Regions from separate parts of the Homo sapiens genome. Here all the other regions are linked to region 2. Evidence: chromatin contacts called from ENCODE Hi-C or POLR2A ChIA-PET data. All regions are on one chromosome and are shown on one strand. The core of a region is the stretch at or near the end of the contact, and the rest is flanking DNA. Distances in the headings are between cores, read along the strand shown. Region 1 overlaps DENND5A (DENN domain containing 5A). Region 2 overlaps TMEM41B (transmembrane protein 41B). Region 3 has its middle 20 kb from the start of IPO7.

Region 1 (3,472 bases), core at 512-3,011, 110 kb after region 2:
ATTATAGCTCACCATAACCTTAAACTCCTGGGCTCAAGTGATCTTCTGGCCTTGGCCTCCTGAATAGCTAGGAATAAAGGTGTATGCCACCATGTCTGGCTCATTTTTTTTTTTTTTTTGAAGAGATGAGGTCTCACTATGTTGCCCAGGCTGGTCTTGAAGTCCTGGCCTTAAATGATACCCTCACTTTGGCCTCCCAGAGTGCTGGGATTACAGGCGTAAGCTATCAGGCCCTGGTAATCTTTGATTAGATGCCAGACACTGTGAATTTTACTATTTGAGTCCTGGACACTTCCATATTCCTATAAATATTCTCAGTCTTTGTTCTGGGATGTAGTTAAGTTACTTAGAAATAATTTGATTTCTTTGTGCTTTCCTCTGGCAGGACCAGAGCATCCTTTAGGCTGTGATTAATTATCTACTACTGAGGCAAGACCCTCTGAGTACTTTACTCAGTGCCCCATGAGTGATTAGGTTTTCTAGTCTGGCAGGTGGGGACAGGCATTATTCCCAGCCCTGTGTGAGCATTTTGTATTGTTTCTCCTAATCCTTTCCGGTGATTCTTTCTCCAGCCTTGAGTAGTTTCTTTACTTGCGTGAACTGACCCATTACCCTGCTGAATGCCCTGCAGATCCCCTGGATTCTCTCTCTTCTCTGGTACTGTTCATATGAACTCTAGCCACCTTGGTCTCCTTAACTCAGGGAGTCCACCAGTCTCTGCCTAGAACTCCCCTCCCTGTGCCACAGCCTGGAAGCTTTCTCTAAGCAGTTAGCTGGGATAGTTCTAGGGGTTACCTCATTTGTTACCTGTTTCTCAGGGTCCTGCCCTTCATTGCCTGATGTCCAGTATTCTGAAGTTTATCATTTTATATTATTTTGCATGGGTTTTTTCCTATTAGGCAGGAAAATCAGTCCCTTTTACTCTATCTTGGCTGGAAATGGAAGAGTAGCTAGATTCTTAAAGAATGTTTGACTTGATTTATTTGTGTGTGTATTTATGTGTGTGTGTGTGTGTGTGTGTGTGTGTATTCTCATCCAGAGAAAGCAATTGAGCTGCGTCTGGCAAAAATTGACCATACTGCAATTCACCCACATTTACTTGACATGAAGATTGGACAAGGGAAATATGAGCCGGGCTTCTTCCCTAAGCTGCAGTCTGATGTACTTTCCACTGGGCCAGCCAGCAACAAGTGAGTCAACCCCAGGGATTCACTAATCCAACTCCCTAGCTGTAATAGGGTCATCTAGTATCTGGGCTAGGGCTGTTACCCCTAGAAGACCTTGTACTTTTCTAAAGCAGATATGGAGAAGACCCAGACTATCTAGGTGGTTTGCTTATTTGAACAAGAAAGTATGTGACAGAATATCTTTCAGTTCTGCCTCCACTATGCAGATTGGGATAGCTCCATATGTCTAGGACCTGCAAAAAGCTGCAGATGGGTTAAAATCATCTCATGCCTGGATCCCATTCAACAGCAAGCTAGCATTGTATTTAATAAATGGCAGTTGAAATAATCAGAACCTGAACTGAAAAGTAGGTAAGTTAGCAGAATTACTCATTAGTTACTTTTGAAGATGACTGTATCAAAGCCCAGATAGAGTTAAGTGAATATAGTTTTAGATCTATATGTCAAGTGTTTGTAGATGTTTCAAGAGAGACATGTTCCATGAGGAGGTGTCTCTCTCATGTCCAGTCACTCATCTTTAATCTGCTCTTCCTCAAGGTCTCTGAGCTGTCTCTGGTGACATCTAGGTCATTTCCTGTGTCCAGCATTGACTCGTAGTCATTCATGTTTTCTCCTGTTAGTTGACATTGCTTTTTAAGTGAGACATTATTAATTGCCTGCTTTGGTTCTGATTGTGTTAGGTGGACGAAAAGGAATGCCCCTGCCCAGTGGAGGCGGAAAGATCGGCAGAAGCAGCACACAGAACACCTGCGTTTAGATAATGACCAGAGGGAGGTAAGATACCTTAAGAATGATAAGGATGACCTTGCTATCATGCTGTGCACTCCTTCTCTTTCTCATTTCCTGTTCTCTGGTCTGATTCAAACGTCTCAGCAATGACCTCACCCCATAAAGAAGGGTTAATAATAGGTCTAGTTCCTGATATCTAATGCTGGGCCTGGGTTATCACAAATCAGAATGTGGGATGTTTTGCAAATTCCAGCTAGCTACTAACCGATTGTAATTTCTCATGCATGATGCTCCCTGAGGAGTTCAATAGGAACCTCAGAAGTTAAGAGTCTGAAACTTGGGAGAAATCCTTTAAAAATTGGTGTGAGTTTTGTGTGTGTGTGTGTGTGTGTGTGTGTGTGTGTGCGTGTGTATATAGGAAAAAAGTTAATTTTTTTTAATTCTTTTTTTGTTTGAGACAGAGTCTCGCTTTTATCGCCCAGGCTGGAGTGCAGTGGAGCGATCTCGGCTCACTGCAGCCTCCATCTCCTGGGTTCAAGCAATTCCCCTGCCTCAGCCTCTTGAGTAGCTGGAATTACAGGCACCACCTCAACGCGCAGATAATTTCTGTATTTTTAGTAGAGACGGGGTTTCACCACGTTGGCCAGGCTGGTCTCAAACACCTGACCTCAGGTAATCCGCCTGCCTCATCCCCGCAAAGTGCTGGGATTATAGGTGTGAGCTACTGCGCCCAGCCCAGAAAGAAGTTAATTTTGTTAGAGTTTTTTTCCTACTGTTTCTTACCTTAAATTGAAACAGATAATCTTGACTTTTTTTTTCTTCTTCTTCTTTAAAAGACTAAAGGAGAGGAACATTATTATCAGGTACCTGGAAACCCAAGATTCTTGAATTTACCTCCTGAATCTTCATTGCTTGTAAGCTGAGTTTCTCAGCTCTACTGTAACTTGCTTCTTAAGTTTCTAGTTATAAACTTCAGGTTGTAGACCCTGCCTTACTTAGTTGCAAAGAAGTTGTGAAAATGAGTGTTAACTTCAGAAGCCTATTTCAGTAACTTATCTTTGAGAAAAGACCCTGTAATTTTCATCTTGCACAGAGAGAACCCAAGAAGGCATACTGTTTTCATGTGTCTGGCAGCTCAGTGAATTGGAAAATAAATAACATATTCTCCCTTTGCTATGTTTTTAATGAATAAATTAAAATTGTAAGATATGGTTATGAATCTTCAACTGCTGATTTATAGGATACAGTTGCACTGGGATTTTTTTTTTTGTGAGAGTAGCATAAGAAATTTTGGTTATTTGTGTTATTTTAAAAGTCTGTCTTCCACCTAACCTCCTCATTACTATTTTCAGCAGTGTTTATTGACCACATTTTCTTGGTCAGAATCACTGAGTGTATTAGTCTGTTTTCATGTTGCTGATAAAGGACATACACAAGACTGGGCAATTTACAAAAGAAAGATTTAATGGACTCACAGTTCCACATGGCTGGGGAGGCTTCACAATCATGGTGGACAGCAAGGAGGGAGCAAGTCACGTCTTAACGTGGATGGCAGT
Region 2 (3,618 bases), core at 278-2,777:
TTGCCCAGGCTGGAGTGGAGTGCGTGGTGTGATCTCGGCTCACTGCAAACTCCGCCTCCTGGGTTCAAGCGATTCTCCTGGCCCAGCCTCCTGAGTAGCTGGGATTACAGGTGTGTGCCACCGTGCCCAGCTAATTTTTGTGTTTTTAGTAGAGACGGGGTTTCACCATGTTGGCCGGGCTGGTCTTGAACTCCTGACCTCAGGCTATATGCCCACTTCCACCTCCCAAAGTGCTGGGATTACAGGCATGAGCCACTGTGCCCAGCCTGGTATTGATAATTTATATTCAGATAATTTGTTATGGCTCTTTAATATCCCACAAGGGGCTCTAAAAAGCAAACATTCAAGAGTATGTAGTTTTTAGACATTAAGTTAATTATTTTAAACAGTGACAGCAAAACACAAGTGATTAAATATAGTTTATTTGTTCCAATGACTAAATTTTACCTCATTTATTAATCTGGTCATTAAGGAATATATTTAATAATATTATGTAATTATTCTTTTTATGCATGATACACCTAGAAAAATGCCTTTTGTTTCTATTGATGGCTTTGTTGTTTGGAGCTACTTTTGATTACTTATTGCAGTTTCCCAATTTAGTCTTTACTTTATCTAACTCACAAAGTAAAATTAACTGATCACATGGCAACTACTGTATTTAAATAGTTCTGGAAAAATGAAAGTGCTTTTTGCTGCTTGGTAAATGGGTAATGCCCTTGATTCCTTGACTGTAGGACATAGCTGATCTAAAGTACTCTGTCAGTTTTACCTTCACCCATGACTGTTATTAGTTGTCAAAGTTGAAAAGTACTTTAGCTGTGAGAAATCCTTGTATGTTTTTATTATAAGAGGTATAATCATCCTCAAAGCCTGTTTTTATTACATGATGTGGACTGATTATTTTTTCTATCACAGTGTTAACAGATGGATTTTATTGTAAATACAAAGAAAACATATTGATTATTGTAGTATTCTTATGTCACCTGGCCTTTTGCGTGAGATTATTTATTATTTCTAGCAAGGCTTTCTTCCTTTCTTATTGCCCAGAGACTGACTGATACATCTTTTGTTATTTTTACACATAAATTAAACATAGCCTTTTTGGACAAATTCACTAAATATTAATGTATAAAATGTAATTGAGTAAATTTTTATCAGAATTTTAAAAATAAAAGAGCTTAGACTCAGTAGAACTCAGTAGAAGCTTCACTATTTACTCCAGCGTGTGTAAATTGTACTTACTCTATTCTCAGAGTATATTTACTGTCCTTACCATTGATTCTTTCCCTTTGCTAATTTTTTTTTTTGTTAATGGTAGCTGCGACTTTAGGTGGGGTATATTTTCTTCTCCTAAGAGAATAGACAGTTTTTCCAGATTCATCATCATTGACTGTCAAGAAAGGACCCTTCAGCAAGGCTGTACCCTCAATGCAGTTGATGGCCTGTCTTCACGGATTTACAGACTTGGCCTGATGCCCATGTAAATTCAAGCTTTGGCTTGTGGTAACAACCACAAGAAGACAAGCATCTGTGGTGCGGAGGCAAGCAGGCTAACTAGGAGTTGACAAGCTAAGAAAGTGAAACTGTTCTTTCTTAGTTAACTGTCTTTCTCTGGAGCTCTGTTATTTTGAGTATAATATTTCCATGACACTTAGTAAATGCAAGCTAAAATGTAATAATAATAAATTGTATTGGAGAAACCTAAATGTCACATTTGGGATTTATTTCATGGAAGTACTTACATTAAAAAACTCTGGCCGAGCAAGGTGGCTCACGCCTGTAATCCCAGCACTTTGGAAGGTCGAAGCAGGTGGATCACCTGCAGTCAGGAGTTCAAGACCAGCCTGGCCATCACAGTGAAACCCCGTCTCTACTAAACATATGAAAAATTAGCCAGGTGTGGTGGCACACGCCTATAGTCCTAGCTACTTGGGAGGCTGAGGCAGAAGAATTGCTTGAACCCAGAAGGTGGAGGTTGCCATGAGATGAAATTGTGCCACTGCATTCCAGCCTGGGCAACAGAGCCAGACTCTGTCTCAAAAAACTAAAAACAAACTCTTCGTTGAATAAAAGTATATTCTTAAATTTCGATGTACATTTTCACCACTAAGAACAATGAAATGGCCGGGCACGGTAGCTCACACCTGTAATCCTAGCACTTCCAGAGGCCAAGGTGGGTGGATCACCTGAGGTCAGGAGTTCGAGACCAGCCTGGCCAACATGGAGAAACCCCGTCTCTACTAAAAATAAAAAATTAGTTGGGTGTGGTGGTGTGCACCTGTAATCCCAGCTACTTGGGAGGCTGAGGCAGGAGAGTCGCTTGAACGCGGGAGGCAGAGGTTGTAGTGAGCCAACATCACACCAGTGTACTACAGCCTGGGTGACAAAGTGAGACTCCATCTCAAAACAGGCCAGGCGCGGTGGCTCACGGCTGTAATCCCAGCACTTTGGGAGGCCGAGGCGGGTGGAGACAAGGTCAGGAGATTGAGACCATCCTGGCTAACATGGTGAAACCCCGTCTCTACTAAAAATACAAAAAATTAGCCCGGTGTGGTGGCGGCCGCCTGTAGTCCCAGCTACTAGGGAGGCTGAGGCAGGAGAATGGCATGAACCCGGGAGGCGGAGCTTGTAGTGAGCCGAGATGGCGCCACTGCACTCCAGCCTGGGCGAGAGTACGAGACTGTATCAAAAAAAAAAAAACAACAAAATATTTAAAAATTGTTTTTTTGAGGTGGAGTGTCTCTCTGTCGCCCAGGCTGGAGTGCAGTGGCGCCATCTCGGCTTATTGCAGACTCCGCCTCCCGGGTTCACGCCATTCTCCTGCCTCAGCCTCCCGAGGAGCTGGGACTCGCGCCTGCCACCTTGCCCGGCTGGTTTTTCGCACTTTTAGTAGAGACGGGGTTTCATCGTGTTAGCCAGGATCGTCTCGATCTCCTGATTTCGTGATCCGCCCGCCTCGGCCTCTCAAAGTCCTGGGATTACAGGCGTGAGCCACGGTGCCTGGCTAAAATATTTAAAACTTGTAATTGTTGGCTTTTGAGGTTTTTTTTTTTTTTTTTGGAGACAGAGTTTCGCTTTCGTTGCCCAGGCTGGAGTGCAACGGTGCGATCTTGGCTCACTGCAACCTCTGCCTCCCAGGTTCAAGCGATTCTCCTGCCTCAGCCTCCGGAGTAGTTGGGATTACAGGCACGTGCCACCCACCACACTCAGCTAATTTTGTATTTTTAATAGAAATGGGGTTTCTCCACGTTGGTCAGACTGAACTCCCGACCTCAGGTGATTCACCCTCCTAGGCCTCCCAAAGTGTTGGGATTACAGGCGTGAGCCACCAAGCCCAGCCGGCTTTTGAAGATTCTAAAGCAATTTAAATTGTTTAGGTAAGGCCGGGCACAGTGGCTCAGGACTGTAATCCCAGCACTTTTGGAGGCCAAGATGGGCAGATTACCTGAGGTCAGGAGTTTGAGACCAGCCTGGCCAACATGGTGAAACCCTGTCTCTACTAAAAATAACAAAAATTAGCTGGACGTGGTGGCTCACGCCTGTAGTCCCAACTACTCAGGAGGCTGAGGCAGGAGAATTGCTTGAAACCAGGAGGCGGAGTTTGCAGTGAGCACC
Region 3 (3,322 bases), core at 699-3,198, 84 kb before region 2:
ACCATCCCGAGAAAATTCTATAATATACTTGTTTTTTGTCTAAAAAAGAAACCTGAACAAAATTGATTAAGCATTATTATTATTATTATTTTTGAGATGAAGTTTCGCTCTTGTTGCCCAGGCTGGAGTGTAATGGCGCGATCTCGGCTCACTGCAACCTCTGCCTCCCGAGTTCAAGCGATTCTCCTGCCTCAGCCTCCCAAGTAGCTGGGATTACAGGCGTGAGCCACTGTGTCCAGCCTAATTAAGCACTATTATACAAAAATGAGTTCTGGCTTCAGTAGTGTGGAAGTGGGAAGAAACTAGAGAAAGAGATAAACTACTGAGTCCTGGTACCACCAAGCAAGTTTCAGGGACCTTTGGAAAGTTCCCTCTGCAAAACTCCCATCCTGTTAGAACTTGTGAACCCCGAAAATCTGAGATAGGTCTCAGTTAATTTAAAAAGTTTATTTTGCCAAGGTTGAGGATACGTGCCCTGAGGACCTCCTTGAGGACATGTGCCCAAGGTGGTCAGAGCACAGTTTGGTTTTCTACATTTTAGGGAGACATGAGACATCAATCGACATATATAAGATCAACACGGGTTTGGTCTGGAAATGGGGGCTTTCCAGGTCATAGGTAGATAGGAGACAAATGGTTGCATTCTTTTGAGCTTCCCTCCCTCTCTCTCTCTCTTTCTTTCTTCATATGGAGTTTCCCTCTTTCGCCCAGGCTGGGGAGAAGTGGCCCAATTTCGGCTCACTGCAACCTCTGCTCCCGGGTTCAAGCGATTCTCCTGCCTCAGCCTCCCAAGCAGCTGGGATTACAGGCGCCCGCCACCACGCCCAGCTAATTTATATATTTTTAGTAGAGATAGGGGTTTCTCCATGTTCACCAGGCTGATCTCGAACTCCTGACTTCAGGTGATCCACCCGCCTTGGCCTCCCAAAGTGTTAGGATTACAGGCGTGAGCCACCGTGCCCAGCCTGGATTCTTTTTTTTTTTTAATCTTATTTTTTGAGAGGGAGTCTGGCTCTGTTGCTCAGGCTGGAGCGTAGTGGCTGAGCTCGGCTCACTGCAACCTCCGCCTCCCGAGTTCAAGCGATTCTCCTGCCTCAGCCTCCCGAGTAGCTGGAATTACAGGCGCCCACCAGCATGCCCGGCTAATTTTTGTATTTTTAGTAGAGACGGGATTTCGTTATGTTGGCCAGGCTGGTCTGGAACTCCTAACCTCAAGTGATCCGCCCGCCTCTCCTTCCCAAAGTGCTGGGATTACAGGTGTGAGCCACCGCACCCAGCCTCCAAAAGAGGCAATCAGATAACGCATTTATGTTAGTGAGCAGAGGGGTAACTTTGAATAGAATGGGAGACAGGTTTTCCCTACGCAGTTCCCAGCTTGACTTTTCCCTTTAGCTTAGTGATATGGGGGCCCCAAGATATTTTCCTTTGACGAATTCATCTCGGAAACCAAGATTTATTTTCTTTTGGAATTTTAAAAGTTTTGCTCTTGCATTTAAAAAAAACAGTGCGTGTGTGTTTCGCTTTAATTATTATTTGCTGCATTTTGGAACTGAGTCAGGCAAATCATTTTTGTTCCTAGGCAAGTGCCTTTGATCTTCAAAATCTACCCAGTCTTTGGGGCACTGCTGTCTCCTTTCACAAGGTCCTAATTCCCACTGAAACCAGTCTGTAGTATTTGTGGCTTGGGGCCACTTCAAGATTTCAAATTTCAGCCTCAGACTCCAATCCCCGGGCGGGATCCGGGAGACCCAGCCCCGTGCGGCCCCCGCCGAGCTGGCGGGGATTGCAACGTCGGGATCGTGGCGACGCGCGGGGCCCTGGAGCCCAGGCGCGCGGCCCCAGGCGCGTCAGCCCCTCCCCGCCGGCGTCGCTCGCCGTCGCCTGCGGTGACTCAGCTCTTCCGGTCACCGCCGTCACTGGTGGTTCCCGACTGCAGTGAAGGTGCGGACGCCAAGTCACTGCTCAGTAATGCTGGAGCCGCCGGCGTCCCGGGCCTTCTCCAAATGCGCTGCATTCCTGCCCCCACCATGACTCAGCGGCTTCCGCTCCGGCGTCAGCGGCGCTCCGGCCTCCGCCCGCGAGGCCCTGCTGCCTTCCCACTGCCCCACGGGGGCCACAACGCGCCCGCTTCCGCCCTTAGGTGTCCTTCCAAGCCCCTGAAAAGGTTTGGCAGCTTGATAAAGGATCCCTGAACTCCAGTGTTTAGGCCCTGCAAGGCTCTTCTCTGTACATTGAGGAGCTGAGGCCTCCGCACGGGAAAGTATTCCCCACCCCCCAGCGCAAGGAGGAAGTTAGCCTAAGACTAATTGAGGCAACTGAGGCCTCGGACAGCCGCGGGTCCTGAGAGCCCGATGGACCTACTTTGGAAGTTCAACGTTACCGTTTGCAGATGTGTGACACTCCCCTACTCCTACCCCCACTCCTACCCCCACCCACTTAACAGACATGAGGATTATTCCATGCCACCTTGTTGTTGGCATTGCGTAGCACATGGTAGGAACTCAGCAAATCTCAGCTTTTGTTTGTATTTTCTCTTTCTTTCCTTTTTTTTTTTTTTTTTTTTTTTGAGACGGAGTCTCCCTCTGTCACGAGGCTGGCGCGATCTCGGCTCACCGCAACCTCCCCCTCCTGGGTTCCTCCTGGGTTCAAGCGATTCTCCTGCCTCAGCCTCCTGAGTAGCTGGGACTACAGACGCACGACACCACGCCCAGCTGATTTTTGTATTTTTAGTAGAGACAGGATTTCACAATATTGGCTAGGATGGTCTCGATCTCTTGACCTCGTGATCCGCCTGCCTTGGCCTCCCAAAGTGCTGGGATTACAGGCGACAGCCACCGTGCCTGGCCTGTATTTTCTTTGAAATGCCTTTTAGATGTAGTTCTTCCTCTCCATGGACAGAGTCACCTCAGCAACTTCCTAACTGGTTTTGCCACATTCCCATCCAACTTCACACAATGACCGGGTGCATTTTTATGGCACACTGTATTCTGCAAGTCATTCCTCTGTGCAAGAAAATTTAATACTCTGTTGAATTTTGGTTTGAGTGGAAAGTCCTTTCCCTGGTATTTAAAGCGATCCATCATAGTCCGGCTCCCATCCTTCCCATAAATATTTTAGGCCTGCTCTGCATCCTGTATTGTGGTACTCGGATTCCTGCCCTCCAGAGCTCTGGTGAGGGGAGATAAATACATAATCACGTCGTCATTATACTGTGTAATAAGTGCTCTGATCGAAGTGTGAACAGGACAGAGAGCAACTCAGTGTAATAGAGGGGGAAGAAGAAAGGCTTCACAGAGGAATAAATATATGGGGGAGGGAGATG

The links. Hi-C counts contacts between places; a loop is a spot of excess contacts on that map. ChIA-PET counts read pairs that join two places held with the same protein, here RNA polymerase II (POLR2A). Pooled maps may share reads with other maps.
Region 1: a loop to region 2 is called in a map of CD4-positive, alpha-beta memory T cell, with 2.8 times the contacts of the local background. The contact joins two enhancer-like sites. A Hi-C loop is called at or near these places in 4 of 168 maps with a recorded cell type or tissue (CD4-positive, alpha-beta T cell, CD4-positive, alpha-beta memory T cell, naive thymus-derived CD4-positive, alpha-beta T cell and 1 more) and 8 of 50 pooled maps. POLR2A ChIA-PET finds 5 or more read pairs at or near these places in 8 of 52 experiments (A549, CD8-positive, alpha-beta memory T cell, HepG2 and 5 more).
Region 3: a map of PC-3 shows a loop between it and region 2 (2.7-fold over the local background). The contact joins two enhancer-like sites. A Hi-C loop is called at or near these places in 1 of 168 maps with a recorded cell type or tissue (PC-3) and 6 of 50 pooled maps. POLR2A ChIA-PET finds 5 or more read pairs at or near these places in 17 of 52 experiments (AG04450, CD4-positive, alpha-beta memory T cell, Caco-2 and 13 more).

Annotation. Positions count from the first base shown.
Region 1 is chr11:9,168,345-9,171,816 of GRCh38, reverse strand. DENND5A (DENN domain containing 5A) reads left to right here. Exons shown (of 23, transcript NM_015213.4): 9 at 1,040-1,190; 10 at 1,868-1,961. Among named protein-coding and RNA genes, the nearest start is that of SCUBE2, 78 kb to the right of the region's middle. RefSeq lists an enhancer at 1,472-2,671. Within about 2 kb of position 1,761, at least 2 of the 41 ENCODE cell types and tissues checked have a DNase peak (open chromatin) inside an H3K27ac peak, as active enhancers do.
Region 2 is chr11:9,278,745-9,282,362 of GRCh38, reverse strand. TMEM41B (transmembrane protein 41B) reads left to right here. Exons shown (of 7, transcript NM_015012.4): 7 at 1-1,709. Among named protein-coding and RNA genes, the nearest start is that of TRL-CAA5-1, 5.3 kb to the right of the region's middle. Within about 2 kb of position 1,527, at least 2 of the 41 ENCODE cell types and tissues checked have a DNase peak (open chromatin) inside an H3K27ac peak, as active enhancers do.
Region 3 is chr11:9,363,102-9,366,423 of GRCh38, reverse strand. No RefSeq gene overlaps it. Among named protein-coding and RNA genes, the nearest start is that of IPO7, 20 kb to the left of the region's middle. RefSeq lists enhancers at 1,177-1,878, 1,514-2,713 and a silencer at 1,704-1,883. Within about 2 kb of position 1,948, at least 41 of the 41 ENCODE cell types and tissues checked have a DNase peak (open chromatin) inside an H3K27ac peak, as active enhancers do.